Regions from separate parts of the Homo sapiens genome. Here region 1 is linked to region 2. A link is a loop called in an ENCODE intact Hi-C map of the cell type or tissue named here. Cell type or tissue: tibial artery. All regions are shown on one strand. Each heading gives the region's core, and the rest is flanking DNA. Links, peaks and the distances in the headings are about the cores only. Region 1 overlaps RNF212B (ring finger protein 212B). Region 2 overlaps CMTM5 (CKLF like MARVEL transmembrane domain containing 5).

Region 1 (16,284 bases), core at 7,684-12,683, 120 kb before region 2:
GTTTGGATTGAGTTTCTGTACTAGGTCCAACAGACCAAACCAAAATGGAATTACTCATGCTGACAGTTCATCTGATCTTCCAAGAAATCAGGAGAGAGAGAGGTAATAGCTAAATCTCCAAACAGGCCAATTTTAGCTGGCATAATAAAGAAGTCCCCTCTGCTTTACCCTTTACAAGGAAAGTAACTTTGAACCAACCTATGCACTTTTTGTTCTCTGTTTCTGCTTTCTTCAGCCCTTTTCTGCCTAAAAAGCCAACTTGTCTTCTCAGTTAATCAGAACACTCATTCTGTGTTTTAGAATAATGTGTTCCTCAAGTCTAGGACTGCAAATCAAAGCCAGTTAATATCTTTAAACTAAATTTGTTGTAATTTTGTATTTTGACATGTTATCAATAGTAAAATGGTAGGAATCCAGAGCATGAAGACCATGATATCCTTACCTGGTCCTAGTATGGAGATAAAGGAAAGGAATCAGGGTATAGAAGTAGATAGTTTCATACCAATAAAATGTTGGTATCAATGTTCCAATAAAACAAACAATATTTAACACTTGCATTATCCAGACAATGTTAAGTGTTATCATCAATAGAACTACTTTTATTATTATCAGCTCTGTGTTACTGTATTAACAAAATAATCACACCTTTAAGAAAAAGTAAGTTATTGGGAGGCCAAGGCAGGAGGATTGTTTGGGACCAGGAGTTCAAGACCAGTCTGGGCAATATAGCAAGATATCATTTCTAAAAAAATTTTTTTAATTTTTAAAAAAGCAAGCAAGCAAACAAAAGTTAATCTTCTTTGGAAAAACGAAAGAGACCAACCTCTTCATGAGGCTGAGGGATTTGAAAGATTGCTAACTATTGGTAATTTTTTAAAGTACTGTACTGAGGTACATTACTGAGTTAGATTTTAGAATCTTCTTCAGTGAATGTGTTTGATATAGGCTAAACATTTGTACCCTGGCATCAGGCAAAATCACTGCTTCTTTAATACTCCTTGCTGGTTGTTTTCTGGACTGGTCTTTCTTCTTCTTGGAATGATCAGTTTTTTGGGACAAGTAGACAAAGTAGGTTTGCTTAGGCCTGGCAAAAGACCCTCCCATAGTCCAGTCTGGCTCCCTGGAGTTCCACAGTGGGGTCTGTTTATGCACTTACGACCCTTGGTAATGTCAAAGGGAGGGCTAACTAATCTAGGGTAGGATTTGGCTTATCTTGATGCTAGCCTGATTTTGACATAATTTTACTCCTGACTAATCCCACTAATCCCAAGGGTAGGATTAGGATATTTGGGATACTAACATTGTGATTTGGCTGTCTATTATATAGCTTTATCTCTGTTGCTCCTCACTCCTACCCCCCTGCCATTTTAGGTAATTCCCAGGATTCAGAGTGACTTTTATTCTGCTTCTCCACTGTTTAATTTTTTTTTTTTTGAGATGGAGTCTCACTCTGTTGCTCAGGCTGGAGTGCAGTGGTGCAATCTTGGCTCACCGCAACCTCCACCTTCTGGGTTCAAGTGATTCTCCTGCCTCAGCCTCTCCATTAGCTGGAATTACAGGTGCACGCCACCATGCCTGGCTAATTTTTGCATTTTTAATAGAGACGGGGTTTTGCCATATTGGCCAGGCTGGTCTCGAACTCCTGACCTCAAGTGATCTGCCCACCTTGGTCTCCCAAAGTGCTAGGATTACAAGCATGAGCCACCACGCCTGGCCTCCTCTATTCAAATTTTCTAAAATAATTTTTTTAAGTTGGGCTGTTGCTCTGTTGCCCAGACTGCAGTGCAGAGGCACGATCATGGGTCCCTGCAGCCTCAAACTCCTGGGTTCAAGCAATCCACCCACTTCAGCCTTTCAGGTAGTTGAGATTACAGGAATGTATTATCACGCCTGGCTAAATTTTTTAAATTATTTTTTGGCCGGGCATGGTGGCTCACACCTGTAATCCCAGCACTTTGGGAGGCTGAGGCAGGTGGATCACGAGGTCAGGAGTTCGAGACCAGTCTGACCAACATGGTGAAACCCTGTCTCTATTAAAAATACAAATATTAGCCAGGCGTGGTGGCGGACGCCTGTAATCCCAGCTACTCAGGAGGCTGAGGCAGGAGAATCGCTTGAACGTGGGTGGCGGAGGTTGCAGTGAGCTGAGATCGTGCCATTGCACTCCAGCCTGGGCGACAGAGCGAGACTCAGTCACACACACACAAAAAAAATAAAATAAAATAAATCAAAATTATTTTTCATAGAGACAGGGTCTTGCTATGTTGCTTAGGCTGGTCTCAAATTCCTGGCCTCAAGCAATCCTCCTGCCTCAGCCTTGGCTTCCTGAGTCTCTGAGATTATAGGCATGATCACCATGCCTGGCTTAAAGTAAACATTTTCTTTTCACAGCTTAAAATAAACATTTTAGTTTTATTAAAAATGAGGGTTTAAAAAAATAGACTAGAGTAAATTCTTATCTATCTAAAACTAGTTTAGTTTACTTTCAAGTAGAAAGGAAACTCTTAAGTACAATTCTTTAGTAAGGTGGCAAGAGCAATTTGAAAATTAAGTGAGAACAAAAAGTTTATGAGAAGAGTACCAAGATCTAGGAAAGGACCCTAGACAAAAGAGGGTTTATAGTCTGAACAGGGAGGAAGCAGATGAGACGTAAATACTGCTGTGTACTCAAAAGTAGAGCCTGACAAAGCTAAAACACTTTCTAAATATTAACTTTTGATCCGATTCAGCAATCCCATGATAGACACATTAGTATAGCAAATGGTAAAGTGAGGCAAAATAAAAAATTACGTGTGCATGCCCAGAAAAAAAATTCAAGCATAGGTAATCTCCTTCTGTGCCTCTCCACCCTTTCCTATAGCAGCATAAGCAGCCTGCAGGTGACTCTGTAGGTGTCTTTAGGGAAAATAAATTGGTCACCAAGGCTGTGTAATAGCTATGAATGTGGAGGCTGATCCAAACTAATAGTTGACAAGTTAGAACCAATTCTAAGCTTGAAAAACAGTTTTAAAAAAAATCTCTCTTCTTGCACGGGATGAAAAATTATATATTTAAAGGGTCATTCTACTATGGTAGAATATTCTCATTAAGATAGTAAAAGGGGCCGGGTGCGGTGGCTCACGCCTGTAATCCCAACACTTTGGGAGGCTGAGGTGGGTAGATCACCTGAGGTCGGAAGTTCAAGACTAGCCTGACCAACATGTAGAAACCCCGTCTCTACTAAAAATACAAAATTAGCTGGGCGTGGTAGCACATGCCTGTAAACCCAGCTATTCGGGAGGCTGAGGCAGGAGAATAGCTTGAACCCAGGAGGCAGAGGTTACGGTGAGCCGAGATCGCACTATTGCACTCTAGCCTGGGCAACAATAGCGAAACTCTGTCTCAAAAAAAAAAAAAAAAAAGACAGTAGAAGGCTAGTGTCCTGGAAATGAGTGCTGAGCTCTCTAGTTCTGGGAAGTTGTGAATTAGGCCAGATGTTCTAGAAGAAAATGAGCAGTATAATAAAGTGTGATTTGATGGCTTCCCTTTCTTGCCAGAAGTGAAGGGAAAGGAGTTATGGGAGAGTATGTCAAAGGCTTGTTTTTCCCTAGTAGGTGTGGAGTTTCCAGAAGAAACAAACAGATCTCCTCATCGCCTTTTATAAGCATAGAATTACAAAGTTAGAAACAGCCATGCAGGAGGCACAGCAAGCACTGGTGAGCCAGGACAAGTAAGTAACAAATCAAGTCCCAAGAGAGCTTTTTTTTTTTTTTTTTTTCTAAGAAGTGACAGTCCTTATTGTGTTTGCAAAGCCTGGAAATTGCTCCATATGTATTTGTTTGTTTGGGAAAATCAGGTACAGAATTTTTGATCCCCTGAATCTCCATTTTTTCTCTTTCTTCCCTCCAGAGGCCCTCCTCACTTTATAGTTTTCCTCTTCTATTTCTCGGTATCAAAAACTGCTTCCCAGACCAGGTGCAGTGGCTCACACCTGTAATCCCAGCACTTTGGGTGACCGAAGCAGAAGATCACTTGAGGCCAGGAGAAGATCAGCCTGGGCAACACAGCGAGACTCTGTTTCTAAAAAAAAAAAAATTTTAAACAAAAATTAGCCAGACATGGTGGTTCACACCTGTAGTCCCAGCTACTTGGGAGGCTGAGGCCAGAAGATCGTTTGAGCCCAGGAGTCTGAGTTACAGTGAGCTATGATCACACCACGACACTCCAGCGTGGGTGAAAAAGTGAGACACTGTCTCAAAAACAAAAACAAAAAAAAACATCTGCTTCCTTGGGAAATCAGATATAGCTGATTCACACTGATAACACTCATTGTAGCCTCAATCTCCTGGGCTCAAGCAATCCTCCCACCTCAGCCTCCCAAGTAGCTGGGACTACAAGTGCACACCACTATGCCTGGCTAATTTTTGTATTTTTTTTTTTTTTTTGTAGAGAGGAGTCTCTGCATATTGCCCAGGCTGGTCTGGAATCCTTTTTTTTTCTTCTTTTAAAGTTTTTTTTGTTTTTTTTTTTTATGGAATGCTTCAAGCATTTACATGTTAACTTTCTTTGGGGGCTATGTTAATCTCCTCTGTATTGTTCCAATTTTAGTGTATGTGCTGCCAAAGCAATCACAAGATGGAGTCCTTGATAAAAATTTTTAGACATCAGCAGGCCAGGGGTGTGTGTGTGGGTGGAGAGAGGAAATGGAATTCTTTGCAAATTCCCCTGAAATCATACCAAGTAATTGCTTATTTTGTCCACCTAATTGTTCTCATTATCAAAACCCTGCCATTAGTCTCCTTGAATCATCAAATCCCTGATAGAAATAGCTTGTATAGCTGCAAGCATTTCTCAGTAAGTATTAACTAGATGTTAATAGTTATAATAATAAAAAATCAGGTTTTTAATCCCTGATTTGCTGGAGCTGATTGTTTCCATCTTTTGCCTAGAGAATTGTCAGTCTTAAGGAAGGAGAATGGAGAACTGAAGAAATTTCTAGCCATTCTAAAGGTGAATGAAATAGATTTTCCTTATTATTATTTTCTCTCTTACTTTTCTCATCTATCTAGCTGACTGTATAGAATAGTGTTTCCTAATCTTTTTCTCATCATGGCACACACAGAAATTGATATTTGTATAACAAGCACACTATAGTAAATGGATGAGGTCTCAGCAGACCTTGGGGGACTGAAAGGATCAATATATAGCACACTTGTAACCCATTCCTGAACATCAGTGAGTCATGACCTACCAGTTGGAAAGCTCTCTTATAGAAGAGACAGCTGTTGCAACTTAAACATTTCTCTTCAAGAAACTCAAAGATACCTCAGGACCCTTCCTCTGCATCACACTCTACTTCCTAAATAGTTTTTCTTCCTAAGAATGTTCTGTGTATTTATATAATTTTCCTATTGATCCTACTCCTGTAATTATTCTAGCACATTGTAGTGTGTCATTTTCCTTTCTCTCACCAGAGACTCCGTATTTCCCCACATATGTTAGTCTATGGGATTCCGTATGCACTCTTATGAAGAACTAAACTTTTATCCCCTCAAAGCTAATAATATCCTAAGGAAATACTGCTGCTACTTTTCCTCCTACTGGGAGTCTTAGCAACCATGACTAAGGGGCACTGAGCTTAGTTATCTCGCAAGTAAGACTGAAGATCTGTTGATTAGGATCCTCAGTTGCAGCTTTCTTCACTCCTGGTTTTTTCACCTATAGGAATCTCCAAGTCGGTACCAAGGAAGCAGGTCAGTTTTATCAGCTCCCATACTAGCCCAGCCCCCTGAAAATTCCTGTTCTTTCTTGACTCCTGGCTGTGTGAACTCTGAGAGAGAGAAAATGGTTAATGAATTTAGCTTTCACTTCTCCGAGGAAGAGTTAGTTACTGAAAGTGCCGAAGTAAAATCTTAATTGTAATGCTCACCCTGGATTGTCATCTTATGAAATCCTAGTGTTTGAAATGCTTGTTCCCTGGTGCCATAAAGAAATAGCATTTGAACATAAATTTAATTTACTCAGCAAGGTCATTTTTACTTCCTGCAGAAAGGGTACACTCGCCGGCAGTTTTGCCACGAGAGTACACTGAACAAAGGAGACAGGGTCGTTCATAACCTGACGCGTCTACCTTACTGCTGTGTCCGGTTTCCATTGGCTGGAACCAGACCTCACATTCTGTATTTGTTCCGATTGGCTAGCAACTTAGAACTTATGAAAAGGGGCAAAGGTAGAGGAGAACAAAGGAAGGAGGAAGTAACTTGTGGAATGCTGAGAAAGGTAAAAACACCTTCAAATAAGGAAGAGGAACAGACTATAACCTAATGCTTGTTTGGACCAATCTAAGCATGCCAGGGCAAATATTTAGGCTAAATTGTGGGAGCTAAGAACATAAAGTACATTGATTTCTTTATTACGGCTAGCAGATATTTAAGAATGTTAGTACAGGTCTTTAAATAAATTTTGCTTTTAAGAGAAGTTACTATTTATTCCTAATTAGATGAAGAGGAAAGTCTTTAAAGAGGAACCTCCACCTTACTTTTTACACTACTCATCCTTCAAAATTGAACTCAGTCATTTCCTCTGTGAAGACTGCATTAGGTGGAGTTAGATGGTCTGTTCATTCATTCAATATTAAGTGCCTACTGTTTATCAGGTACCATGTTACAGGCTGGATATATACCACCGGTCCTTTCTAATTAGTGATATCTATGCTCTACCAACTCTTAAATATATTTTTAGTATCGGCTGGGTGTGGTGGCTCACACCCGTAATCACAGCACTTTGGGAGGCCAAGGTGGGCGGATCATGGGGTCAGGAGATTGAGACCGTTCTGGCTAACATGGTGAAACCCCATCTCTACTAAAAATACAAAAACAAAATTAGCCGGGCGTGGTGGAGGACACCTGTAGTCCCAGCTGCTCGGGAGGCTGAGGCAGGAGAATGGCGGGAACCCAGGAGGCAGAGCTGGCAGTAGTGAGCCGAGATCACCCCACTGCACTCCAGCCTGGGTGACAGAGTGGGACTCTGTCTCAAAACAAACAAAAAAACAGAAAACAAAACAAAACTCTCTCTATATATACACACACACACATATATATTTTTTAATATCAGTCCTGCATTATGGATTAAAGAGACACTGCCCCTACATTCATAGAAGTTACAGTCTAATGTTCTTTTGTCCTTCTATACTTCTGATAAGCCCATTACAACACTTAAACACTGTTCTGATTTTTTTTTTCATCTCTCCCACTAGCCTGTAAGCCTCTCAGTTATTCTAGTTATCTTTGTAATCTCAGGATCTAGGAAATATAGACCCAAATATATGCTTGTTGGATGGCATCCTTCTTTCTGGTTACTTTGGGTTTAGTTATTTTTCTAGTTTCTTAAGGTGGATGAGAGGATGGAGGGATGTATGAATGGATGGACAGATGTATGGTTGAGAGTACTTGGTAAGGCACTGAGGAGAGAAGAAAGGTGTACTTTAAAACTTCTATTATGGGCAACACAGAGGTGGAGAAAGCTCCACTTAGGGAGTTGGAGAGCAATGGGTTTTATATGGAAACTTTGCTTCCATATTTTAGGATGCTACCTATAATACATGAGAGTAAGCAATTTGTCCTCAGAGAGGAAGCTATTATTCTATAAACAATGATCTGATTGATCCTCTAAAGTGGCACTTGACCTCTGCCTAGAGAGATTAGAGCCGCCTCTTTTTTTTTCCCTTGCAGGTCAATCACACCTCGACCAGTGGGCATTACTTCCCCATCACAGTCAGGTGGAGAACATTTTTCCCCTAAATATCTGTGTGAGATGAATATCCTTTCCTTATGTAGAAGATGGTTTCCTCTCAGAGACAATAATGTGATCTTCCTAACTTTATGTGTAATATGAAAACATTATATAACCAGATAACCATGTACAACAAATTGGCCAGGCAAGGCAGGCATACCATTGATGGCAACTTTTTATTCTGTACTTTATTCTCTTTCAGTTACCCCACGACCCAGTTTCCAGCATAGCAGTCAAGTGGTCAGGTAAACCTACACAGCAACATTAAAACTGTTGGCAAAAGTTGGAAGATAGAAGAAATATCTAGTTGTAGCTCAGATTGGGACTGATGAAATTTTAGGTCTATGTAGAAGTTTAAAGCTAGGGTTTTTTTTTTTCCCTAAGCCAAACTGTATCCAGCTTTATTAAAGATACTGTCCATTCAGGCAGGACATGGGCAGACAATCATTAACAGTATACAACAACTCTCAAACTCCCTTCTTCAATGGATTACCAAAAATCAGAAAGCCACTATAAAACCCAATGAAGTCTTCATCTCATGCTCCGAACAGGGAAAGTTGAGAGTGAGGGTTGACATTTCACATTTAGCATATTGTTTAACAACTTTTCACAAGCCAACCCTGACTTTCAGGGAATGAAATGAAAATGGCAGAATTTATCTGAAGATCCACAATCTAGAAATGGAACCACTGCTCTTTTGACAGGTGCCATCTCAGTGGCATCACTGGAAAGTCCAGATTGCCAGACAAACTGGTAATCAATGACTGGGGGTCAGGTCCTAACAGATGTCTCGGCTTAAGGGAGTTAAGTTTATGCTGAAAGATGGAAAAGGAGAAGAGGACATAAAAACGAATTTGTTTTTTCATACCACAAGGCTTTTGTGCCAAGGTGGCCATGTGTGTCAAAGTCAGGGAATCCCTCCTCTTGGGAGCCAAGAGGAAGTCTCTCAAAACTAGAAGGGAAAGGTGTTTTCCTCCCATCAATCCAGCTTCGGAGACTTTCTATTAGTGACATGTGCCCCTTCCCCCAAAAAAAACGAGTGTTCTGTGTGCTAACAACATATAAAGCTAGGTTTTCTGAGGCTGGGTACAGTAGCTTATGCCTGTAATCCCAGCACTTTGGGAGGCTGAGGCGAGTGGATCATTTGAGGTCAGGAGTTCGAGACCAGTGTGGCCAACATGGTGAAACCCTGTCTCTACTAAAAATACAAAACTTAGCTGGGCATGGTGGTGCACGCCTGTAGTCCTAGCTACTTGGGAGGCTGAGGCATGAGAATCACTTGAACCCAGGATGCGGAGGCTGCAGTGAGCTAAGCTTGTGCCATTGTGCTCTAGCCTGGGCAACAGAGTGAGACTCTGTCTGAAAAAAACCAAAACAAAAAAACAACAACAATAAAAAGTAAAACTAGGTTTTTTGCCTTTTTTTTCTTTTTGTTTCACCTTATACAGTCGGTCCTCCTCAGCGGAATCTATTCCTTATAGAGAGGCTGGCTTTGGTAGCTTGGGACAAGTAAGTAATGTTCACCTTATCTTTCCAGATTGAAGTTTCTAATGCTAAATGAAAGCAAAGGTTTATCAAGAACTTAAATTTATATTGGTTTTGGCATAAATTATCTGATGTCATACTGGACCCTATTTTCTTTTGGCAATGGAGACCTGATATTAGAAACTGACAGAGAATAAATAGGGGTGGAAATAGTGAAAGTGTTTAAGGACTCAATCAACAGTGTCCATGGTGTTCATTTTGGAAGGAGTAAAGTATGGATCTTTCTTTGACTAGTATGCCCACTGCAGTAGAACAATATATGCTTGAATGTGTAGCTATAGATAAATAGGGAATAGGGAAGCCAGATAACTGAGATATATTTATTAATTGATGCTTATTATTTGTCTATCAGGGAGGCAGAGGTCTGCAGGGAAGGAGAACTCCCAGAGACTCTTATAATGGTGAGGTGGGGGGAAAAGGGTGTCAGAAATCAACTTACTCTATGCGAAGATCTGCGGATTTCTGGTTTTCTATGCATAATATAATGCCATTTCACTTGTTTTTTTTTCCTGACAGTGATTCCATGTATCCATACATATATTACAAGGTTTTTTTTTTTTTTTTTGGTGAGATGGAGATTTACTCTTGTTGCCCAGGCTGGAGTGCAATGGCATGATCTCGGCTCACCACATCCTCCGCCTCCCATGTTCAAGCGATTCTCCTGCCTCAGCCTCCCGAGTAGCTAGGATTACAGGCATGTGCCACCACGCCTGGCTAATTCTGTATTTTTAGTAGAGACGGGGTTTCATCGTGTTGCCCAGGCTGATCTCGAACTCCTGACCTCAGGTGATCCGCCTTCCTCGGCCTCCCAAAGTGTTGGGATTACAGGCGTGAGCCACTGTGCCCGGCCTACAAGTTTTTCAAATAATGATATTTTTGTCTTCCAACTAATAAGGGGAAAATAAAGATTTGAGTGATAGAAAGTCATTGAAAACCTCTGGTCAGGAGATGGAGGATAACTTTTCAGTAAAATTGACTTGGATTTTTTTGAATTGCCACAAGATGGCATTACAAGCTAAGTGTAAAAAGAAGGTTCACAGGATGCTGATTGTTGGCCTGAAGGGTATCTGGCTTCTTTGCTGTGTTTTAAACATAAAAATATTCCAGTGAAGGAATATTTTGGGTCTGCTTACTTAATTTCTTACCTAAAGCCCCTTAAAATTATTACTGTTGTTACCATTTTCAAGGGCATTAGCCAGTACCTAGAGAATACCTATCAGAGAAGACTTTCACAAGAAAGAATTTGAAATTCCCAAATCTCTTTTTTTAATTCTCCAAATAGTCTCCCTCTAAATCTCCCACATTTGAAATCTCCCACTCCTTTGAAAAACATAGATGTTCTAGCCAATTTATTTCTGTCAGGTTGGTAACAACAGTGTTCTCTTTTTCATTCTTAATTTTAGTAATTTGAGTCTTTTCCTCTTTCTTTGTCAATCATTTCAAAGAATTCGTTTTGTTGAGAGTCTGTATTACTTCTTCTATTATCTGTTTCATTTACTTCTGGTTTAGTCTATTTCCTTCCTTCTCATTATTTTGGATTTAGTTCTTTTTCTAGTTTCCTAAGGTGGAAGTTTCGATTATTGATTTGAGATCTTTTTTACTATTGATGTTTCCAGTCATAAATTTCACTGTAGCACTGCTTTTACTGCATCCTATAACATTTGGCATGCTGTGTTTTGTTTACATTCATTCCAAAGGTTGTTTGTTCATTTGTGTTTTTTTTTGAGATGGGGTCTCACTCTGTTGCCCAGACTGGAGTGCAGTGGTGCCATCTCAGCTCACTGCCACCTTCGCCTCCCAGGTTCAGCCTCCCAAGTAGCTGGGACTACAGGCACGTGCCACCATGCTTGGCAAATTTTTGTATTTTTAGTAGCGACGGGGTTTCACCATGTTGGCCAGGCTGGTCTCCAACTCCTTACCTCAGGTGATCTGCCCGCCTCAGCCTCCCAAAGTGCTGGGATTATACCCATGCTGATCCCATTCCAAAGTATTTTCTAATGTCCTTTGTGATTTTTGTTTTTTGGACCCATTGGTTGTTTATCAATGTGTTGTTCAATATCTACATATGTGTGAAGTTCCCAAATTTCCTACTGTTATTGATTTTGACTTTCAGTGATTTAAATCCTTTTAAATGTTTTTTTTTTTTTTTTTTTTTTTTGAGATGGTGTTTCTTTCTTGTTGCCCAGGCTGGAGTGCAGTGGTGCAATCTCGGCTCACCGCAACCTCCGCCTCCCAGGTTCAAGCAATTCTCCTGCCTCAGCCTCCCGAGTAGCTGGGATTACAGGCATGCACCACCACCACACCCGGCTAATTTTGTATTTTTAGTAGACACGGGGTTTCTCCATGTTGAGGCTGGTCTCAAACTCCTGACCTCAGGTGATCTGCCTGCCTCATCCTCCCAAAGTGCTGAGATTACAGGCGTGAGCCACCACACCCGGCCTGATTTAAATCCTTTTAAATTTATGACCTAACATGTGGTCTATCCTGGAGAATGCTCCATGTGTATGTGGAAAGAATGTATATTCTACTCTTTTTGGGTGGTGTATTCTATAGAGTCTGCTAGGTTTAGCTAGTATATCGTGTTGTTCAATTAGTATGCTTCTGTTTCCTTTCCTTGCTGATCTTCTGTCCAGTTGTTCTGTCTGTTATTGAAAGTGGGGTATTAAAGTCACCAACTATTATTGTGGTTTTTGGTTTTTTGTTTTCTTGTTTTTTTGAGACAGAGTCTCGTGCTGTTGTTGATGCTGGAGTGTAGTGGCACAATTGTGGCTCACTGCAGCCTCCACCTTCCAGGCTTAAGCGATAGTCCCACTTCAGCCTCCTGAGTAGCTAGAACAAAAGGCATGCACCACCACGCCTGGCTAGTTTTTTTATTTCAATTTTCATGTCTTTGTAGAGACGAGGTCTCCCTGTTCTGCCCTGGCTGGTCTCGAACTCCTGGGCTCAAGCAATCCTCCTGCCTCAGCTCCCAAAGTGCTGGGATTATAGGCATGAGCAACCATGCCCAGTCCCTATTATTGTCAAATTGTCTTATTTTCTCTTCAATTCTATCAGTTTTTGCTTCATGTATTTTAGGACTCTATTGTTAGATGCACATATAAATGTTTCTCTTCTTGATAAATGGACCCCTTTATCATTATTTAATGCCTTTGTCTCTTGTAACAATTTTTTTTTTTTTGGGACAGAGTCTCACTCTCGTCTTGGCTAGAGTGCAGTGGCAAAATCTTGGCTCACTGCAACCTCCTCCTCCTGGCTTCAAGTGATTTTTGTGCCTCAGCCTCTTTAGTAGCTGGGATTATAGGCATGTGCCACCACGCCTAGCTAATTTTTGTATTTTTAGTAGAGACAAGGTTTCACCATGTTGGCTAGGCTGGTCTCGAACTCCTGGCCTCAAGTGATCTGCCTGCCTCGGCCTCCCAAAGTGCTGAGGATTACAGGCATGAGCCACTGTGCCTGGCCCAACAATTTTGTCTTAAAGTCTATTTTGTCTGATATTAGTATAGCCACTCTTTTGTTCCTTGTTTTTTGCATGGAATATATTTTTTCATCCTTCTCCTTTCAACCTATATGCATCTTTGAATCCAAAGTGAGTATCTTGTAGACTGTGCATAGTTGGACTTGTTTTTTCTTTCATCTGTTCTGCCAGTTTCTGCCTTTTAATTCATTTACATTTAATGTAATTACAGATAAGGAAGGACTGACTTCTGCATTTTGTTATTTGTTTTCTATATGTCATGCTTTTTGGTTAGCCTTTTGTTTGTCCCAGCTGATATTTATCTCCTTAGGCAGCCAAACAAGTGCTTCTAATTGTTTTCATCAGACTGGAGAAAGGTTTTTCTGCACTTGGTAAGCTCTGAGCTCCAAGTCCTGGTGAACTTGAGCTCCAAGTCCTGGTGCTGTCAAATTAAGACAACCTTGAAAGTGGGGTCTTCCAGGGAACCACTAGACAGGTCAAATAATGACAGTTCTCTGGGAATGAATCCTTCAAAAAGCTCCAACCCTGTTCCATCCCCTCTAGTGACTGCCAGACTGTTGGGTTTCATCATGAGCATGCCCTGTTGGTTTTCAAGGCTATCATGGAGGTGGAGAAGGAGAAATGGCAATAGAGCAAGTTAAAATGCCACAAACCTTGCTGTTTTTACTAACATTTTGCTATTTTTCTTGAATAAACATTCTCCAGATTACTACAAGCCCTTTGTTAATTTTCAGATTTCTGAAAAAGTTGATTCTGACCATTATGCCAATTTTCTCATTGCTTTTATGGAGGAGGAAATTTTTGGAGGTCTTTGCTCTGCCATTTTTGTTGATGTCACTCCTAGCTAATTTTTGTTGATGTCACTCCTAGCTAATTTTTGTCTTTACCCATTCTTTCTGGTGATTTCCATCTTAGAGGGGAAACCAAGGCACAGATACATGAGAGCACATGAAGGCAGTGAGGGATCTCAGCCCACAGACTCATGAAAGGGAGAGGAAAGCACCTATAAGAGATACTGCTATGTGATTTGTGAGCTTTTTCACTTGGCATTAGCCCCCAACCCTAACCCATATACTAAAAATCTTTTATCTCCATTTCCTTTGCCCTGGCCCCAAGTATACCTGAATCTCTTCTCCAGTTCATGGATTATCTCACAGGCTTATTTTTATGCTTTCCAGAAACCCCTTCACCGGCTTCAACTCATAGCCTATCTTATAGGTCAGTAACACTATGCTTCCTTTTTCTTGGGATGTGTTCATACTTAAACTCTGCCAGCAGGCTGGGTGCGGTGGCTCACGCCTGTAATCCCAGCACTTTGGGAGGCCGAGGAGGGTGGATCACTTGAGGTCAGGAGTTTGAGACCAGTATGGCCAACATGGCGAAACCCTGTCTCTACTAAAAATAAAAAATTAGCCGGGAGCGGTGTCACGTGCCTGTAATCCCAGCTACTCGGGAGGTTGAGGCAGGAGAATTGCTGAATCCAGGAGGCGGAGGTTGCAGTGAGCTGACATGGTGTCACTGCCCTCCAGCCTGGGTGACAGAGTGAGACTCCGTCTCAAAAAACAAACAAAAAAACAAAACTCTGCCAGCAGTCCTGGGATTACTTCTCCACTGGCTTGTACCACCGAAGTTTACAATGTGCCTTATAAGCAAAAAAGAAAGCTGGATAGCACTGTGTTTAATATACATCCAAATTACTGTATTTTGGCCCGGTAGTGGCTCCCACCTGTAATCCTAGCACTTCGGGAGGCTAAGGTGGGAGGATTGCTTAAGCCCAGGTGTTGGAGACCAGGCTGAGCAACAAAGTGAGACCTAATTACCCGGGCTTGGTGGGTGTATGCTTGTGGTCCCAGCTACTTGGGAGACTAAGACAGGAGGATCACTTGAGTTTAGGAAGTCAAGGCTGCAGTGAGCCATGATCATACTACTGCACTCCAACCTGGGCAACAGAGTGAGACCCTGTCTCAAAAAAAAAAAAAGAAAAAATTATCATCAGTTGCAAGCAGGGAATTTTTTCCTCTCTGGCCTAGCTGTATAGGCTCTTCCATTACATATGCTTTTTATTTTTACCTTTACCTGTCCTTTTCTCTGCTGATGCTTTTATTTGCTTTCCTTAGAACTTCATCTGCCTCCTCTGGACAGGGGATTTTTTCTTTCAGACCATCCCCAAATGGGCATTCAGGCCACACAAGAGTCCTCACCCCCAACAATTTTGGTAAGTTAAATAACATTTCCAAAGGAATGGAGCTTCAACTATAGACACATATACTAAAATGAAGATTTTCAAGATGACAAGATGTTGAGGTTTGCCCCCCAAAGAGCATTGTCTCTAGTTGGCTCCTTAATATTCTTTAAGAGCCATCCCATTTTCTTCAGAGTGAAGGGAAACTCTGGATTTTGCCTGGTTAGCACTCATCCTGTCACCAGTCGAGTCCTACTATTTAGCCAGAAGGTTGGCCTATAGGATTAAACTGGCTTCTCAAAAGTCCCTATATTGAAAATGCTGGGCGCTCAGTTCTGAGGATTATAAGGCCAATATCCATTCTTCTCCCCATCTTTTTCAGTAAAGGTGGTACCACCAGTCCTCTTGCTAAGAGGCTGCCATCTTCCATAGCTCACCTAAATATTTATATTGGCTATTTTCCCACTCATAGTTAAATCTCAGACCTCTCTGCCAGTACCTGGTCCTCACAGGAAAAGAACAGACTTTATATCCCATCTCTTAAATTGCTGATTGTGTTTCCCTTCTGAGTAGTGTTCCTTTAAGAACTACCTCATTACCCTGACCCACAAGTAACACTGCCGAGAAACTGCCCAAGTAAGTTATCTTTCACTGTTCCATTCTATCCTTCAGCTCAGAGGGAGAGCACAACTACACTAGAGAGTCTTCCTAGTTTCCAGCTACCAGTCCTGCAGGTGAGACCTGGCTAGTCTAACTTGTCTGTGCATAAAATCTCACATGGTTAGGCCTGCACACTAAATGCCTCAGGGTAGTGGAATATAACCAGTGAAGAACGACATGGGTTTCAACTCTGGTAACTATATGTTCACAATCTTCCAGAATGGTCTCAATTTCAGATTTTATCCTACTGTTAGATTAGCTTCCTGGTTTGGGGTTTTAAAATGAGGTCACATGGTAGTGGGAGGCTTTAAACTGAGAGGTCTTGGCCAGCGTGAAGTAAGTGTGGACACATGGACATCTTCAGTAGTTCCACAAGAAAGTATTTTCTATGAAATACATCTTTTGGGTAGGGGTACTACTTGAACTAGGAAAAACCACATTTACTTCTCCAGAGACCGCTAGAATAATATTTTATAAATTTATGGGACTATGATTCTGATTCCAGCAACAAAAGGTAAAGGGCATGGTAACAAGGAGAGGTTTGTAAAGAGTTCTATTAAATGAAAAGTCACCGGGGGCGGTGGTACATGCCAGTAATCCCAGCACTTTGGGAGGCCGAGGCAGGTGGATAACCTGAGGTCAGGAGTTAGAG
Region 2 (6,899 bases), core at 1-5,000:
TCCCTGTGGAGTCGGGTCTCTGTGGGCACAACTCCAGGGGCTGGCATTCACACTGTACCTATGAATTACTGTGGGATAGTGCTCCTGGGAGCCATATGGCTTGGCCAGACTGCTGGGGTTGCTGGGTGAGCAGAGTGGGAGGCCGGAGACTGCCCTTGACCGGCAAATGCCCTGCAACGGTGGCTCCTGACACCAGGGGATAGGGAGATGTGCCAGAGTCCTTCCTCCCCTCCAAGGACAGGTAGTAGGTGCCAGCCTAGGGGAGCTTCCAAGGAGGGGAAGGCAAAGCCCTGGCCCCTGCCTGTGTCCCCTTCTTGGCATGTTCCACATGCTCGGTCCTGCAGGCCCTGACCCTCATCATCTTCATCTGCTTCACGGCCTCCATCTCTGCCTACATGGCCGCGGCGCTACTGGAGTTCTTCATCACACTTGCCTTCCTCTTCCTCTATGCCACCCAGTACTACCAGCGCTTCGACCGAATTAACTGGCCCTGTCTGGTGAGGAACCCTGACCCCTAGCCCAGTTTGGGGCCCTTCCCTCTCCTCTAAATGATGCATTTTCCTTTCCTCCCCGAGCTTCTTTCCATTTCCACACCACAGCTGGGCTTTGTCCCATGCTATGCCCTGCACTCAAAGGTGTGCTTTGACTCACACTGATTTCACAGCTGCAGGGCCACGGGCAATCAGGAGGACCACATCCGCTAGATCTACTCTCCCACTCAGCAAAGGTCCAGCCCCAGCCCTGGCCTGGCTTGACCCCCCCGGGCTGGCATACTCCAGCCGCTGTCCCCTGGGTTCCAGCCCCAGCGCCTGGCTTCTGGTCCTGGTTGCTCTGGTTCATCTGCTTCCACTCCCTGGGTAGCAGTGTGAGCGCTCTGTCTCTTGAATGTGCTTCATATTGTGTGAGGGGTATCCTATGGAGGGGTTCAGAATCCCTCAGGGTCGGGCTGCTGGCTAGCCTGGAAAACTTCAGGGTAACGCCCCCTGCCTTCTGAGGTCCTGTTAACCCTGCACCCCTGGCCCCCAGGACTTCCTGCGCTGTGTCAGTGCCATCATCATCTTCCTGGTGGTCTCCTTTGCAGCTGTGACCTCCCGGGACGGAGCTGCCATTGCTGCTTTTGTGAGTTCAGCCCTGCAGGACTCCTTAGCCCCTCAAGAGCTCAGGCTGGTGCTTGCACACTTTCTGTATCAGAAGCCACAGCCAGGACTTGGGGTTCTGGCTTGCACCTCACCCTATACCTTAACCCAATGGCCCTATAGCCTCTGTTTTGCCATCCCCACTCCCACTCCCACAGGTTTTTGGCATCATCCTGGTTTCCATCTTTGCCTATGATGCCTTCAAGATCTACCGGACTGAGATGGCACCCGGGGCCAGCCAGGGTGAGTGCCTGTGCTCTGTGGAGAGGAGATGCCCTCCCCACCCTAGCTACCCATCCTGATGTGGGTCCCTACCTGGCTCTATCCTCACAGGGGACCAGCAGTGACTCTGGGGCTACCTGGCTCCTAGGCCCAGCCAGCCAGAGAGGACAGTGGAGCCCAGACACGTCTCCTTGGGATTCACTAGCCCCCAGCCCGCCAAACCCCACCCCAGCCCTACACAGCAGTCTGGCCTGAGACGTCACTGGGGACTTATCTGTGGAGCCTGGTGCTCCAGGATGTGGCTTCTCATGAAGCTCTGGCCAGAGGAGGGGAACTTATTGGGGGAGGGGGGGTGGAGGGGAGGAATCTGGACCTCTAAGTCATTCCCAAATTAAAATATTCAAATTCTACTGGTGAGTCTCTTTCTTCCCCAGAAATTAGGCAGGTCAGGAATGTCAAGGAGTATTCATGGGAATGTTGCCAGAGCAGGTCGTGGTCTGTCTCTGGGACTGGGTCTGAGCAGTGAGGATGTGGGGGCTAGCCAGAAGAAGCTGAAGACATCCTCCAACACAAAACTTCTACGCTACACCTCTGTGTGCACGGCCACTTTGTGGTGTGCCTGGTGGCTGGGCATCTGGAGTTCTGTGTCTGAGAAGGCACAGCCTTCCTCATGGGAGCATGCATGCACCACCACACCTGTTCCCGCAGGTTAGTGGGCTGGAGGCCAGGCGCTCGCCTGGGGCGTGTGCAGAGCTCCCCCTTGTGGTGTGGGGAAGACTTGGCCCACAGGACGCAGGGAGAGGGCAGCCTGAGGTATCAGAGGAGGGAGAGATTTCCCAAAATGCGAATGCTGGGAGAGCCGTTGATTATCAGCTGGTCCAATGCCCTCATTTCACATAAGAGAAAACAGGCCCAGCCAGGGGAGGTGAACTCATTTGTGACAGAGCTAGGGCCAGAACGCAGCTCTTCTGACACCTAAGCGAGTGTTCTGGATACTGTACTGAGCCTCCTTGTAGCTCAGAAAAGAATGGCCAACTCTTCCCTCCACTGCGGGTCCACCCTCCCAGCTTGCCAGCTCCTCAGCACACATTTCCTGAGCATCTCCCATGCACACTGTGCTGGGTGCCAGGGCCTCAGAGGTGACGGGGGGCCTGCCCTTTAGCACTCACAGGCTGGGAAAGAGACAAGCTGGTCAAGAGCTCCCCACAGTGAATGCTATGGGAAGGCTCAGGGGAGTTTGGAGCAGACACTGCCACAGCCCGGGAGTCAGCCCTGCTGGGCCGAGACAGACAGATGTGCAGCCAGACGTTCCTGCCCAGCCCGAGGAGCCCAGCATGGCCTGGCTCAGCAGCTCCATCCCAGCTGACGTGCTATCTCCTGTCGCTGATGTGTGTGTGTTCCCGCCCTGAGATACAATCCTTCTTCTGGAGCGCTCCTTCCAGCTGCAGGCCCCAGCTCCCAAGTCCTGCCCGAACCCTGGATCTTGAACTCTGGTCAGAGCGCTCTGCTTCCTTGGTGGCAGCCACTCCTCTCTCTTGGTCTTTTTCCTGCCTCCTGCTTCCTGTTCTCCTATCCTTGTGTCCTGGCTCACCATCAGAACTGGCAGCCTCTCCTGGGCTAGAACCAACAGGATTTTGTGTTTCTCTGGTCACTGCTCACATTTCTCAGGGCTTTATGCACAGTCCATTCTCATGGTCTCAGAGGAGGGATAGAAGAGGCTCCACTTGGGGAGTCAGGGAGATGGGGTGCCAGGTGAACGGTTAAGGAGGCGGTCAGCAGAGCCTGGCTGCAAAGCCCAGTGGGGAGTGGGGATTTGCTTTGTGCAGAACGGGGTCAGGACCGGGCCTGTCCCACAAGCAGCTGTGTGATCCAGGCCAGACTGTCCCCAGTAGGAGCTTAGAGAGAGCAGAAATGTGACCACAGTGTTTCCCTGTACAGGCACCTGTGCCATCTGTGTCTGTGTGAGAACCAACATGAAATGAGCAATGCCCAGGCTTGGTCCTCATGGCATATTGGTTTGGGCTCAGTGTTGATTGGCCCCAGAGTCTCAAGATGCCCTCACGGTGAGGTGCTGAATCATAGGAGGCAGGGGGAGACCCCTGGGGAAGACAGGGAGGGGGCTCCCTGGGAGTTACTTCCTAGGGGCTGACTAGAATGGAATCTCTCCCATCTCCTTTCCCATACCTTAATTCTCAGCCAGCTCTGAGCCTTTTCTGGCATTGGTGGAAAATTCATTTCAGAAAGAATGGGTGTCCTAGGACACCTTTAATCATTGCAGCCTCAGGGGTGGGGTAGGTGGAGAGTGGCTTCAACTTCGGCACCAAAATTCTATCTCGTAGCATCTTGGACTGGCTCACCATTTTGATGCCATTGTTTTCTTCACTTTTGAAATTTCTCCCTCTCCACCCTTGTGTGGTTGACTGAGCAGAACTGGGACTCACAGCTGTCCACGTCAGGCAGAACACCTCACTCCTCTGCACCTCGGTCTCCTTCCTTGTGGATATGGGATGCCTTGGCTCTGGCAGCTCTGATACAGGGGCTGGGGGCCTCCCTCCTCTCAGGCCCCCTACTGCCCTGATCCAGGATGGACAGCTGGCAGGAAGGACAGATGGGCTCAGGCAGAGTTTGGCACTCATATTTATTACAGGTTGGCAAGAGTGAGGTTCCCGAGGCAGTGTCACTCCTCATCGTGCATTTTTTGCTGCAAAAAGAATAAGAGGTGTGAGGGGGCAGCTGGCAAGAGGGAGAAGTGTGTGGGGACAAATCCCTGGGGCTTTCAGAGGCCTAAGGGAGATGCCCTTGGAGGGAGAGGCAGGGCCCCAGGGATCCTGTGGTCCCACGTTAGAGGCACTTGTGGTTTAGGGGGATGGAACTGGGGATCTCTGCAGAAGTTCCAGTCAGTGGGGGGCTGTTTTGAGCAGGAGAGTGGATTCTCAGGTTATGTAAGCTATGGGACCCTCAGAACTGCCTACATATAGGGCAAGCAGTGCCCACTCTGAAGGGCACCCATATCAGGGGGCATGCTAATGTGGAAGTGACTAGTGAAGCCCAGGGGAGGGACCCACCTTGGCACCAATGTCACGGCTCTTGGCTCGAAGCTTGTTGACCTGGGACTCAGCGATGTCCGCCCGCTCCTCTGCCTCATCCAGCTCATGCTGCACCTTGCGGAACTTGGACAGGTTGGTGTTGGCTTGCTCCTCCTGTGGTGGGACAGTGGGGATGGGTGAATGAGCTGGAGATGGGCTATGGGATTCTCAGCCTCTCAACCTGAGGTTCCAGCTCCCTGTCCCTGAGGCACCCATACCTCATGCATATTCCTGCAACAGCCTTCCCAAGGGTATCCTGCAACTGCCTTGCACTCTTCTCAAACATGTCCAGCACTCAGAGTCCTTCACGGCCATCCACTGCCCCAGACAAATCCCATGCTGCCCGATCTGGGCCCCTTCAGAATCCTGTTTTGCTGCACCTGTCCCGGACCCCAGCTTCCTGTGCAGGCATGCTAATCAGCAACTCACATCCACCCAGATGTCTTCCCCACTGCCCTGTGGCTAGCTGGGTCCCCTTCTAGGCCCAATTCCACCGCCACCTTCCTGCCTTCAGCTTCGGCTGCCCCACGTCCTGCACTAGCATCTACACTGCCTTCTGTTGGGTTATGGTATCTGAATTGTAAGCAGCTTGTAGGTGGTGCCTTTGTTAATTCAGAACACCTGACAGCTCTGAGCATACCAGATGTGTCAAACAAATGTTTGAGAGTTAAAGTTTATAGCAAACTCTTTGTCCAGGCCCCTCTGTAGGAGATATTCATTGGTTCTCACAAATAGTAGGTGTGTTGATGAGAAAGGGAAGAAAGCTCTGAACTCACCGCCTCCTCGGCCTGGCGCTTGTAGGCCTTGACCTTCAGTTGCAGCTTGTCCACCAGGTCCTGTAGCCGCAGCAGGTTCTTTTTGTCTTCCTCTGTCTGGGGGTGGGAGGGTGGGAGAAGCTGGTTTGGAGGGGGAGCAAATGCAATCACCTTTCCCTCCTCCATCATTTTACTCTTCTCCCCTTGCCTTTGCTGCCCCTCCCTGCAATGATCCAGGTCAAAGAGGTGGTGGGGAAGATTCTCTGACTCTATCGTAGGTCAAAGGGGCAATGCAAGGTTGTCAGTCAGGGATCCACAGAGCAATGAAGGCTGAAGTCATAAAGCTAGAAGTAGGGGGAGGGGCTCAGAACCTAATGGAATTCCCTAATGTGGTAATATAAAAGCACCAGGTCTGTTCCAGCTCCAGTATGGTGGATAAAGCTCCAACCTGGACTTACATAGGTTCTCTTGGCCAGTAGTTCTTGACCAGAAAAAGAATGCAGAAAGAAGGGGGTATTATCATAATCCAGATTATTCTACATTCTAATATATTGTACTGGGCCAGAATTCAGGCATCGGGATCACTGGCTCCAACGTCACTCGATCATTCCTATCTCTTTATCATTGTATGTGCCAGGATGCCATTTCTACTTCTGTCCACAAATCACTCTGTGGTTCTGTATCTGTAACCTCTTTCTTGTGCCTCTGGTATCCATCTATCAAATGGACTGACACCCTCGTCTCCTTGGCCTTTTCTTCCCAGGTACACTGAAAATAACGGGCCAAGGGCACAGCTCTCAGCTATGCAAGTGGAGGTTTTAGAGCATTCTAGGGTCCTCTTTCTCTGTGGCCTTCTCTTTGTGTGCCAGAAGTTCTATGGAAGATTTCCGGGTCTTTTCCCCTCCCCTGACTCTTATCCCCACAGTCGAAGGTGGAAGGATTCTTTGAACTGTTCTGAAGTCTTCATGGTAGCACTTAGAGTTATTAAAAAAAAAAAAAAAGAAAGAAAGAAACCTGGGGAAAGACTAGTTAGAAGAGTTTTCAGGAAGTAGAAGTAGATTCTTCATTTGCTGGAAAAACTCATAGACTCAAGTCAAACTGACTGCAGAGCGTGAGAAGAACGTTAAATCTACCAACAGCATCTCAAGGAGGAGGTGAGAGGAGCCCTGTGAGGGCGGGGCAGTGGGGCCAGAGAAGAAACTTCCACATCTACTCCTGGTGTCTGGCGTCCGCCGCACCTGGTAGGTGAGCTCCTTGATGCGCCGCTCGCTCTTCCTCATGCCCTTCACCGACTCTGCGTTGCGCTTCTGCTCGGCCTCCAGCTCACCCTCCAGCTCCCGCACCCGCGCTTCCAGCTTCTGCAGCTGCTTCTTGCCTCCCTTGAGGGCGATCTGCTCGGCCTCGTCCAGCCGGTGCTGCAGGTCCTTAATGGTCTGCTCCATGTTCTTCTTCATGCGCTCCAGGTGGGCGCTGGTGTCCTGCTCCTTCTTCAGCTCCTCTGCCATCATGGCGGCCTGTGTGCAGGAGAGAGGTGGCAAGGAACATGGGCCAGGGGCCGGGGCCTTTTGCCCCCCAAGGATCTCCTTTCTCCCATCAGGCCCTCAAATCCACAGAACTGCAGAGTTGGCTTGGTGTTACAGCACAGTGGCCTGGCCTGGACCCAAGGCCTTGTTTCTGTCTTTAGGGGAGGCGGAAGGTGG

The links. Peaks named below come from ENCODE experiments on the same cell type or tissue, not always from the same donor. Only the 100,000 strongest peaks of a DNase experiment are listed, where the experiment ranks them.
Region 1: a loop joins it to region 2, with 4 times the contacts of the local background. A loop is called at or near these places in 72 of 110 quality-filtered maps.

The regions. Positions count from the first base shown.
Region 1 is chr14:23,254,956-23,271,239 of GRCh38, forward strand. RNF212B (ring finger protein 212B) reads left to right here. Exons shown (of 15, transcript NM_001282322.3): 5 at 3,594-3,709; 6 at 4,929-4,989; 7 at 5,704-5,732; 8 at 7,710-7,756; 9 at 7,973-8,015; 10 at 9,219-9,279; 11 at 9,668-9,716; 12 at 13,969-14,008; 13 at 14,908-15,005; 14 at 15,645-15,706. It also overlaps the pseudogene RNU6-1046P and the pseudogene HMGN2P1. Among named protein-coding and RNA genes, the nearest start is that of HOMEZ, 23 kb to the right of the region's middle. In tibial artery, for the core only: CTCF peaks have their summits at 10,322 (motif pointing right) and 10,526; no DNase peak of the experiment used is centred there; H3K27me3 peaks cover 716 bases.
Region 2 is chr14:23,378,005-23,384,903 of GRCh38, forward strand. CMTM5 (CKLF like MARVEL transmembrane domain containing 5) reads left to right here. Exons shown (of 6, transcript NM_001288746.2): 2 at 345-497; 3 at 665-865; 4 at 1,027-1,119; 5 at 1,295-1,379; 6 at 1,470-1,768. The coding sequence ends at 1,483. It overlaps MYH6 (myosin heavy chain 6), which reads right to left. Exons shown (of 39, transcript NM_002471.4): 36 at 6,438-6,713; 37 at 5,221-5,316; 38 at 4,424-4,558; 39 at 3,983-4,059. The coding sequence ends at 4,036. Among named protein-coding and RNA genes, the nearest start is that of CMTM5, 4.4 kb to the left of the region's middle. RefSeq lists an enhancer at 1,991-2,060. In tibial artery, for the core only: a CTCF peak has its summit at 2,114 (motif pointing left); no DNase peak of the experiment used is centred there; H3K27me3 peaks cover 2,270 bases.